Regions from separate parts of the Mus musculus genome. Here region 1 is linked to region 2. A link is a contact called in ENCODE POLR2A ChIA-PET data. All regions are on one chromosome and are shown on one strand. The core of a region is the stretch at or near the end of the contact, and the rest is flanking DNA. Distances in the headings are between cores, read along the strand shown.

Region 1 (5,165 bases), core at 1,866-4,365, 140 kb after region 2:
GAAAGTCTGTTGTACAGTTTAACTGTGTCAAGTAAAAGAATGCTGGCTTTGAGGAGTGGTTGCAGTTGGTTGCATTTCACCTAGCTTTCCAGCTAGGAGCCAAGACCTAGGAGCTGACAGCAGTGTTTGTGAAAACTCCAATTCACCATTCACTACCAATGACAGTTCTCCTTGCTGGCCTGTGGATGAGCAAGCAGGCTGTGGGTGACCAGTGTTGGATAGGATTCAGAAGTGTTAGCAATGGTGTGGCAATGGCATTGCTGTGGTGGCATTGCCAGGTAGCCACAGATTTCCAAAGTGATTAAGCCAGAATTGCTCACAAAAAAATTGCTAAGTCCCTGTACTAAGACAGAGTCTATTTTATAACATCTGTAAGGTGGGGATTTCCAATGACCTAGTGTCTGTGGGAAATCTGGATCATACTAGGCAGTTCATTCATTCAGCCATCACTGACAATGAGCTCAAGTTCCCAGAGCCAGGATAGCAGGGGGCTCCAGAAATAAGGAGTATTTTATATCTAAGGCCTTCTGTTAAAGGACTTACTATTGGGAGGAAAAAGGGGGAATCATATGAATTAGGCCTTGTATCATGCCAAAACAGATGGGAATTCAAGCTCATGAGAAATCTCTCTTTTTAAAAAAATATTTTTTTTATTTATTATTATAATTAAGTACACTGTAGCTGTCTTCAGACACACCAGAAGAGGGTGTCAGATCTCAACTTGGGTGGTTGTGAGGCACCATGTGGTTGCTGAGAATTGAACTCAGGACCTTCGGAATAGCAGTCAGTGCTCTTACCCTCTGAGCCATTTTGCCAACCCATTTGTGAGAAATCTCAAGCCACACTCCATGGCTGCCAAATGCAAGCACTTTGTTTTTTGTTTGTTTGTTTGTTTGTTTGTTTGTTTTGCCTTCGAGGCCGCTCTCCAGGTAGAATACGTTAGGAGCTGACTACCCTGCGACTCAGGACTAGTTTCCCTCCTTCCCCAAGGTTATGGCTTTCTCCATCCTAAACCGCAGACTCTGTAGTTGCTCATACGGGTAATCCCAGCACTGGGGAGGCAAAGGCAGGAGAATCCTGAGTTTGAAGCCAGCCTGGGCTACATTATGAAATCTTATTTAAATTGCAACTTTAAAAAAATCATCATATTAACTAGGGATTAAGTTCCACAAGTGTCTTCCCACCACCTTCCCCAAGTCCTGGCAGCATGAGGTTCTTCCGGTCTCTCTTCCCACATACTTTTCCATCCAGGATTTTTATCAAGCGTTGCCATTTCTTAGCTGAGTCTAGTTTGGTCCTGAGACTAGTTTTTATTTCAGTGCTTTCAGGCGCTAGGCCAGATGACCCACGGAAAGCTGATAAAGACTCATTGACCTAGGCACAGGAAGGGAAAGGGAGGCAAAGGTCATTTCTGGGTAGTTCTAAAATAAATCTTTTCCCGTTTGTCCCCGACCTTTGGACAACCTCCTGAGTCGAACTACTGTGTTTGTGGGGGAGGGGGGACGTCAGAAGAACTGTCTTTAGCCAGCTGCAGGGCCTCAGTTAGATTACCTTCTGGACCTATTTCCTTCTTTACCAATAAGGAAATAAAATAACAGTAACAAGTCGTGGAAGCGCCTCTCAGTTGTGCTGTCTAGGATGCTATGCACCCTGCTCTGGCTCTTTGAAGGCTGAAGCTGGCTTCTCGGGCCACGGGCAGCCTAGAGGTACTGCTTCTTTTAAAACCATAGACTAATTCTGATTCAATTGCATACCTAAGTGGTTGGACTTGGATCTGCTCCAATTTTCCAGGAGACACGAAGCATAATAATGTGTAATCCTAAAATCTAGACATCACTCTCTCAGGACAGAGCTGAGGACACACAAACTCATAGAGGAATGCCTGGGGAGAGCACGTCTGAGGCTTTAACCATGTTGTGTGGAGGGCACGTAGGCCCGGGATTTCTAAATATGAAACTTCTGGGAAACAGTAGGTGGTGGCTGGACATGGTGGGAGGAGGTAGGCAGCTGTAAACTAACTACTGAAGGCAAGTATTGAGCTTATGAGCAAACTGGACACAAACCACTGATAGTCTGAGACCAGAGAAACCAACATTGGAATAGTGCAAGCCAGCTCACTGTGCACACAGGAGGCAATCTGGTCCCCTGTCCCAGCTGCTCCAGCCCTATAGCAGCTCCTGTAGAGTTTTCTTTGGCTCAGAGAAGCAGAGGCCTCCCCTGAGCCCAGGCCCCCCCTTTACCGCAGGGCAACTGGCTTCCATTACCCCTGACAGCTCCAGAGCAACAGTCCAGCCCCTGGCCCTGTCTGGCTCTACATCGTTCCCTTTTATGGCGAAGCTAAGGAGAAAGCAAAAAGGGGGAAACCTACTTCTCGCTGGATAGAGGGCTGAAGAGATTCAGGGTGCTGCTCCCCTCACCAATGACCCTCGGATGTCTGAATGTCTATTGCAGCCAACTCTCTTCCTCACCACAAACCTACGACCCCTCTTGGCTTGTCCCAGCCCTTCCTTTCCTACCCCCTCATTCACACCCGTGGGGTGATTTCCCACTTGGCCGAGGCCCCACGTTTGGTTTTTGATTATCAGAGAGTCCACCCTAATTCTGACGCCCACCCCACACTGGCCTGAAACTGGCACTGATCAAATAAGTTGTCATGGTCCGCCTCTTTGGTAGGATTGTGGTTTCAGAAAGACTACCACCCGTGAGGGCACTAGCCTCCTCAATCCTGTCCCTATTCTGCATCACCTTCCATTCCATCCCCACGCCAGCGAGCCTGGGAGGGGACCGGGAGGGCAGGACCCTAAGGAAGCACCTGGCTGGGTCGAGCAGGGAAGCGAAGGGTGGGCAGGAAAGTGGGTCGGAGCCTAGAGGTCAGGCCCAGCCTCCCGCCTGCTGCACCCTCGCCTAAACCCACTCCTGGGCTCCAGGGAGGCTGTCACCACAGCGTCTGAAGCTAACCGCGGATTCCGCCGCGCCAGCTGCAGCCAGCTGCGACCCGGGCGGGATTCCCGCCCCTGCCGAGCGGACCACGCCCCGTTCCGCCCTCGCCGCAGGACGGCCATTCTAGGCTCCGCCTAAGACCGGCTCTTTTGCGCGCGCCGCCGGAGCAGACGAGACGGCAGGGTAGAGAAGCCGGAAGTGCCGCGTTGTTCCCCAGCTAGCACTACGAAGTTCCGGCTCAGGTCGCCTACCTCGAGTTTGTGCGTCTGTAGTGTCGGAGTCGGCTGAAGCTGGTCAGGTGAGGGGCTCGCAGGCGCCGTTTCATAGGCGAGCCCGGCGGAGGCTGGATCGTGGTGGCGAGGATCTGGCTTAGTGAGAGAGCAAGGAGTGCGTGAATCGAGGCTCAGTCCTTCCCCTTGTCCACAGGATGATCACGGACGTGCAGCTCGCCATCTTCGCCAACATGCTGGGCGTGTCGCTTTTCTTGCTTGTGGTCCTCTATCACTACGTGGCAGTAAACAACCCCAAGAAGCAGGAATGAAAGTGGCGCTTTCTCCGCCCCAGGTAACGGTCGGGGCAGTAGCGCTCAGACTCTGGACAGCTGAGTGGTGAGGCCGATCCAGGGCCTACACTCTTAGGGAACTTCAAGTCAGAAAGTGTCGAGCCAAGCCTGATAGCCCAGAACCGAGCTCCTTCGTTCGCATTGTGTACAGTGCCTTGATGTATTCTGCTTCAGTCCCCCTAAACGGCTTACTCTTTGAATGAAGATGGGTTTTCGGAGCCATCCTCATTCCCCATTTTGAGGTTTCCAGGAGATAGAGGCCAAAGTTATAGGGTATGGTTACACGGAGGCGCTGACCAGTACAAATAAAGGCAGTAACTGCCAATATAGGGGGATCAAGCCCTTAACAGTCCCACTTTCCCACGGAACCTGAGGCGTTAAGTAATTTGGGGGAGGGGCGTGGTAGTGAAAGATGGAGACTTATTTCCATGTTCTGAAGCCAAAGACGTTTTATGGGTTGACTACAAATAGAAAGCATGGAGAAAAAAGGGAGGGAGCATAGTCTGGAAACCAAGTGTGCTTAAATAATATAAAGGGAATGGGTTAGATGGGGGCTGGCTCCTTAAGGACCTCCCCAGCCCTGCAAGGAAGCTGCAGCATTTTCCTTACTTCGGGTCTTTCCCCTTTTTTCTAGGGTTCCAGGACATAGTCTGAGGCAAGATGGAGGGTGTGAGGGCCTTCACACTTCACTTCATCTCTCCTACCCATCACAGCATACAAAGCAACTACACCTGGATTTTTCCAAACAACTTTTATTTCCTCAAAGTCTTCCTTAACCCTATGGAGCAAGAAGCTGCCACTGAATAGGGCCCAGTATAGGGGCTGCTTTCTTTTCTACTCCCTCCCCCCAATACAAAAATATAGATATATATATATAGATATATATTTTTTTGTGGTCCCAAAATCTTGTGCTGTGGGGGAGTGGGAGGGAGCAGGTCCCTGTTTTGTTCTGTCTTAAGGTGATGTTCTGCAAGGCCTTGGACAGTGTGGCCGACATTCCAAGGAGCTATGGTTGTCACATGGTACCAGCAGCTGGAAGACGGGACTAACGTATCATTTCACTGTGTTCCCTCACCTTAGGGCTACATCCTGGACATGGAGGTAAAGGCATTATCAGACCCTGGGAGAAATAGTGAGTGGTGGTGATTTAGGGACAAAACAAACCTCACATTGGTTCAAGAGCCCCCTGCTGTAACAAATCCGGGATGGGGAGTCAGATAGAGTACAGGAAATAGGAGAAAAGGCGGGGGCAGAGCGAGGCCGTGGGGGGCCGGCCTGAGGCAGCCTGCAACAGAGAAGAGACAGGAAATCAGGGTTGTGGAAACAACCCCCTTTTTCTGGTCTGTTAGCCAGGGGCTGGGAAATGAAAAGGGCAGTGTGAAGCTGGGTAGGGAGAGGCAGGTTCATCATTGCCAGTCACTAGAGTCAGCTAGCCAGTGTCTCGAGACTAATTAGAAGTTATGCTTTGAAGTGAAAACTGAGTCCATGGTACAATAAAAATCAGGGACTAGATTCTTAATGAAAGTGCATTTAGTCTTTGGGATCAATGAAAAGGGAGAAGATTATCCTGAATGCTGAAATGGGGGGGAGGAATAGTAGAAATGAGAGGTGGAATGAAGGCCTGGACTCCGGTGCTCACCCTGGTGTAGCAGAGTGGGGTCCC
Region 2 (5,192 bases), core at 1,914-4,413:
TTGTGAGCTACCATGTGGTTGCTGGGAATTGAACTCAGGACCTCTGGAAGAGGACTCAGTGCTCTTAACTGCTGAGCCATCTCTCCAGCTCTAATCAGTAGAGCCATGCATTGTGCAAATACTGGAAGAAGCCTTGTGGGTTTTTTTCCCTCCAGGATTAGTAGGTTTTACTGAAATTCTTACACTCAGAAGTTACTGTTGTCAGGGCCTTGTGCATTTCAGGCAAGTCCTAGCACCAAGCCACAGACAGAGATTTTGTTTTGTTTTGTTTTGTTTTGTTGAGACAAGGTTTCTCTGTGTAGCCTTGGCTGTCTTGGAACTCACTTTTTAGACAAGTCTAGGCTCAAATTCAGAGATCTGTCTCCCACTGCCCCTGAGTGCTTTAATCCCAGCACTTGGGAGGCAGAGGCAGGCGGATTTCTGAGTTCAAGGCCAGCCTGGTCTACAAAGTGAGTTCCAGGACAGCCAGGGCTACACAGAGAAACCCTGTCTCGAAAAAACCAAAAAGAGAGAGAGAGAGAGAGTGAGTCAGTCTCAACCGAGTGACAATCCTCCTGCCTCAGCTTCTCAAATGCTGGATTAGAGAGAATGATCAGCATCCCCACAGAGATCATTTTCTTTTGAGACAAGGTTTCAATGTAACCCAAGCTAGCCTCAAATTCACTAAGTAGCTGAGGGTTACCTTGATATTCCTCCCAAGTACTGAAGTTACAACTGCACACAGAGGTGTTAAATGAAAGGAAAAAAAGGCAAATCACTTAAGTTTTCCCAAGTAGATTTTCTTTCTTCTTTTTCTTTTTTTCTTTCTTTTTTTTGGGGGGGGGGGGTGGGTGGGTTCAAGTGCTGGGATTAAAGGAGTGTGCCACCACGCCTGGCCCAAGTAGATTTTATGTTACAGGTAACTGTAAATGCCTGTACATTAAGGATTTCAAGCCTCCAAGCCTTGTGGTGGTGCACACCTTTAATTCTGGCACTTGAGAGGCAGAGGCAGGCAGATCTCTGAGTTTGAGACCAGCCTAGTTTATAGAAGGAGCTCCAGGACAGAAAAATTCTATGTTGAAAAACCAACCAAGGGGGCTAGAAAGATGGCTCAGAGGTTAAAAGTTCTTAAGTTGCTCTTCCAAAGGTCCTGAGTTCAATTTCCAGCAACCACATGGTAACTCACAGCCATCAATAATGAGATCTGGTGCCCTCTTCTGGCACACTATACACAATAAATAAATAAATAAATAAATAAAAATTTAAAAAAGAAAAGACAAACCAACCAAATAAAAAGGACTTCAACAAATTATTTTTCCATTTACTGTGTGCCTACAAACTACAAAAATCATAACATAAAATATATATGTTTTTGCAAGCCTGTAATCCCAGCTACTCAGGAAGCTGAGGCAGGAGGATCACAAGTTCATGGTTAGTGTGGGCAATTAGTGAGATCATGTGTCAAAATACTGAAAAGAGCCAGATGTGATGGCTCACCCCTGTAATCCCAGTACTTGGGAAGCTGTAACAGCAATGATATGAGTTTGAGACCAAAACCTGTGCTACATAGTACCAGGATAGGCAGGGCTATATAGCAAGACTCTGTCTCAAAGAAAACAAAAGGAAAAGCAAATCCAAAAAAGGTAGCTTGCATAAAGTCCTAGGTTCATTTCCTAGTACCCAGAACAACAATAAGAAGAAGAAGGAAAAAAAAAAATTAAAGGCTGGAAAGATGGCTTAGCAGTTAAGAGCCAGTATTGCTCCTACAGAAGACCTGAGTCTAGTTCCCAGTACCCACACTGTATCTCACAACTGCCTATCATTCCAGCTCCAGGAGGATCCAAGGCCTCTGAAATTTTCCAGCACCTGCACTCAAGTGCCTGTACCCAGACAGTCAGACAGACAGACAGACACAATTAAAAACAAAAAAATAAAATGAAGAAAAATTTAAATGTATTTTAGTAAAAATAATACAAAGACTTAATAATAAAACTATTTTAAATGAAGCCACAAAAGCCTATAAAATGGCAAAAACTATGATTTGTCATTCAGGGAAAAAAAAATCAAAAGATCATTTACTTATCGAAAAATCATCAAATTCAAATGTTTAGAATCGAGCATTAAATGTCTCCACTTAGGTACTAATATTTATCCCCAGAGCCTGCTAGGCAAGTCTGTAGACTCCAGTCTGGGAACTCTAAAAAGTTCAAAAGAATATTCAAGGATGTCTTCTCCTCCCTCACCCCAAGATGGTGCCCTTCTGATTCAGGCAGCATCGGGCCTGCATTAGCTTCGATGTATCCTCACAGTAAGCAGCCACTCTGGACAAATTGTGCATACCTCCCGGACACAGGGTGCATATCTGCAGAAGAGAAAGAAACCTGATTAAGACTCCAGAAAGAAAAAAAAAAAAAAGAACAAGTCAGTAGCCTTTCCAGAATTCCCATAATGCAAAGCGGAAAAGTGCCTTTTGTAAACAGAACCCATTTTTTTCCCTTAAAACCCCCGCACCAAATCAGCGCACTGTACGAGAGAAGATCCTCGTGTTTGTGCATTATTACTTGACTATACTGTGTCCTCTCCAGAGACTTCTCCACCTGACAGGCATGGTTTGGCAAGTGTTAAAGGGCTGCAGGTACACAGCGTACTCAAGCATCACTATATATTTAGATAGATAGATAGATAGATAGATAGATAGATAGATAGATAGATAGATAGATAGATAGATAGATAGATAGTCGTGCCATTGCACCACGCACAGCATTCGTGCAAGGAGAGCTGGCAGAAGAACCCTGGGACTCGTCTGGGAAGCACTATTTAAAATTATTCAAAAGCAAGGAGATCAAATTTCAAAGGACTCTGAATGTGGGCAGGGCGAAGGTGCTAGTGGCCTGCACTACGTGAGTACTGGACAACACCATCCCCGCAGGCACAGGGCCCGGGGAAGCTTCAGGGACAAAAATCTGAGCTTCCGACTGGCCAAAGGGACAGACACCGGCGGGCGAGCTGGATTCCGGGCTGACGGCCAGCAACCTTCTTCAGCCAGATCTCAAACTTTCTTCTGTACCTCAGGTAGAGCCAGGGCCCTCTCCACGCCCAGAACCAGGAGCAGGGCGGCCGCCCGAGAGCCGCCTGACTCCCGAGACGCCATTTCCCACTGCTTTCCACCGTCTTGACAGCTCGCGAGAACCGAGCGCGAGGCTCCGCCCCCAGCGTGTCACGCGCCAGCCTTGAGGCGAGGCTTAGCTTCCAAATCCTGTCACTCTGGGGCGTGGCCTGGTCCGCCCGGGGCACGAGCCGTGGAGCCCGAGGCGTAATTTGCCCGCAGGTTCGGGCTGCTCGCGGAATTCTGAGCTCCTGTCCTGCGCTTGCTCGCGGTGGACAGACCCACCATCTCTCCATTCTTCCTGGAGCGCAGGCCTGTCCAGTTAGCGCTTAGTTGCCTTGAGCTACTGCATGACCCTCAGCCCGGTGCGGACGCCCGGGCAGCTCCATCCGCCCTTAGTAAACATGGCGGCGCTGGGACCCGGGAGGGCGGGGGTAGGGGGCGGGGTCCTGCTGTCCCGCTGTCACCAAGTCAGGAGGTGCGAGCCGAGCCGAGCCGGGCCGGGCTGGCCTGCGGGCCAGCTGCCCTCATGTGGAGATCTCAAAGGTGGGCAGGGCGGGTGTAGGATGGGCCGGGCGAGGCGGGGATTGGGCAGGGCCGGAGAGACTGAGTTCAGTCGCCTGGAGGCGGGACTGGAAGGGGCGGGGCGGGGTGAGCCTCTCGGTGTGGGCTTTGGGGAAGGTCTTAAATACTAGTGCAAAGTCGTGGGTTCGCCACGTGCGGAGAGAAGGGGAAAGCTGAGCCGAGAGAGGGTAAGGGTGATGGAGGAGTGAAGATCGGAGGGCGAAGGGCAAACGCTGGCAAGAGAACACGAGCCTGGGAACCCTTCACCTTAATGTTGCGTAGTGTTCTGCAGCCCGGGCAAGGACGCGAAGCGGGAAAGACGCTTCCTTAACTCATGTTCTTTGCCTTGCCAAGGGGGAAAAACCAATGCTGGTTTCGGAAAGAACGTAGGAACTTTGGTAGCCCTGGCCGAACCACCGACGCAAGGCAAGCAGAACAGCAGCAGGTCTGACTGGAAGGGCGCTGGGAGAGACCCATCACACCTAAGGGGACAGCTATTGCTCTGGGTGACGACTCCTCAAAAGGTAACTAGAGACAATTAGAGCTCATCTCAATTAGCCTGCCAATGCTTCCATTCCACAGGCTCCAGGTATCTGCCTGGAAATCCTGAATTTGCATTTATCAATACATTTAGCTGGTGGGATATCTTGTTTTAATGAGAAAGGCCATTCAGATCTTGAGGAATATTAAGCCCTAGATATTGGTGACAGTTGGCCCTGCAGGTGTTCCCTTATATTTCAAAGGGGGAAGAGGGTGAGGACTTAGCTCTGGCATTCCTAGTTAAGTCTTGTCCCCAGTACTGAAAGAAATGAACCCACAAACCTCAATACCTTTCATTGCAGATAAGTCCCATGCAATGTGAGACCTTTTTAAAAGACATGTCCACTGTTGTGAATCAGTGGAGTTTGTAGAAAGCCACTGTTCTTTTCCTAGAATTGGATCGTATGAAAGTTGTGTTACTGCTGGCTTGGCGTTTTCCTGTCTGCTTACCTCTTCTTCCTCTATCCCAGAGGCTTCGTGGTTTCTCAACGCAGATAATTAATCAGGAAACTCTAGAAGCAGAGGAACCAAATCGGTACTACCCGACCACTTGGTGTTTTATTTTGAGACCGTGTAGCTTTGGTTGGCCTGGAACTCATAGAGATCCACCTGTCTGCCCCCTGTGTGCTAGGATTGGTCTAGAAGGGTTTTTTCTTTATTTTTTGTTTTGTTTTTGTTTTTGAGACAGGGTTTCTCCGTGTAGCCCTGGCTGTCCTGGAACTCACTCTGTAGACCAGGCTGGCCTCGAACTCAGAAATTCGCCTTCCTCTGCCTCCCAAGTGCTGGGATTAAAGGCGTGTGCCACCATGCCCGGCTTGTTTTGTTTTTTCAAGACCGTATTTCTACAGATATGGCTGTCCTGGTATTCACTTTGTAGACAAGGTAGGCCTTGAACTCTAGAGATTCCTCTCCGTCCGCCTCCAGAAGGATTAAAGGTGTGTGTCACCCTCCTTGTCTATCCTCCTCATCTTCCCATAGCAGTGACAGCTTGCCAAAGAGAAAG

The links. ChIA-PET counts read pairs that join two places held with the same protein, here RNA polymerase II (POLR2A).
Region 1: POLR2A ChIA-PET joins it to region 2 with 27 read pairs in embryonic stem cell. The contact joins the promoter of Ost4 here to the promoter of Atraid in region 2. POLR2A ChIA-PET finds 5 or more read pairs at or near these places in 4 of 5 experiments (Patski and embryonic stem cell).

The regions. Positions count from the first base shown.
Region 1 is chr5:30,905,738-30,910,902 of GRCm38, reverse strand. Ost4 (oligosaccharyltransferase complex subunit 4 (non-catalytic)) reads left to right here and starts at 3,115. Exons shown (of 3, transcript NM_024460.4): 1 at 3,115-3,238; 2 at 3,367-3,504; 3 at 4,137-4,387. The coding sequence starts at 3,368. The coding sequence ends at 3,481. Agbl5 (ATP/GTP binding protein-like 5) reads right to left here. Exons shown (of 16, transcript NM_001374737.1): 15 at 5,142-5,165; 16 at 4,239-4,787.
Region 2 is chr5:31,046,611-31,051,802 of GRCm38, reverse strand. It overlaps Atraid (all-trans retinoic acid induced differentiation factor), which reads right to left and starts at 3,163. Exons shown (of 7, transcript NM_027855.4): 1 at 3,047-3,163; 2 at 2,223-2,341. The coding sequence starts at 3,130. Slc5a6 (solute carrier family 5 (sodium-dependent vitamin transporter), member 6) reads left to right here and starts at 3,724. Exons shown (of 18, transcript NM_001360022.1): 1 at 3,724-3,837; 2 at 4,004-4,173.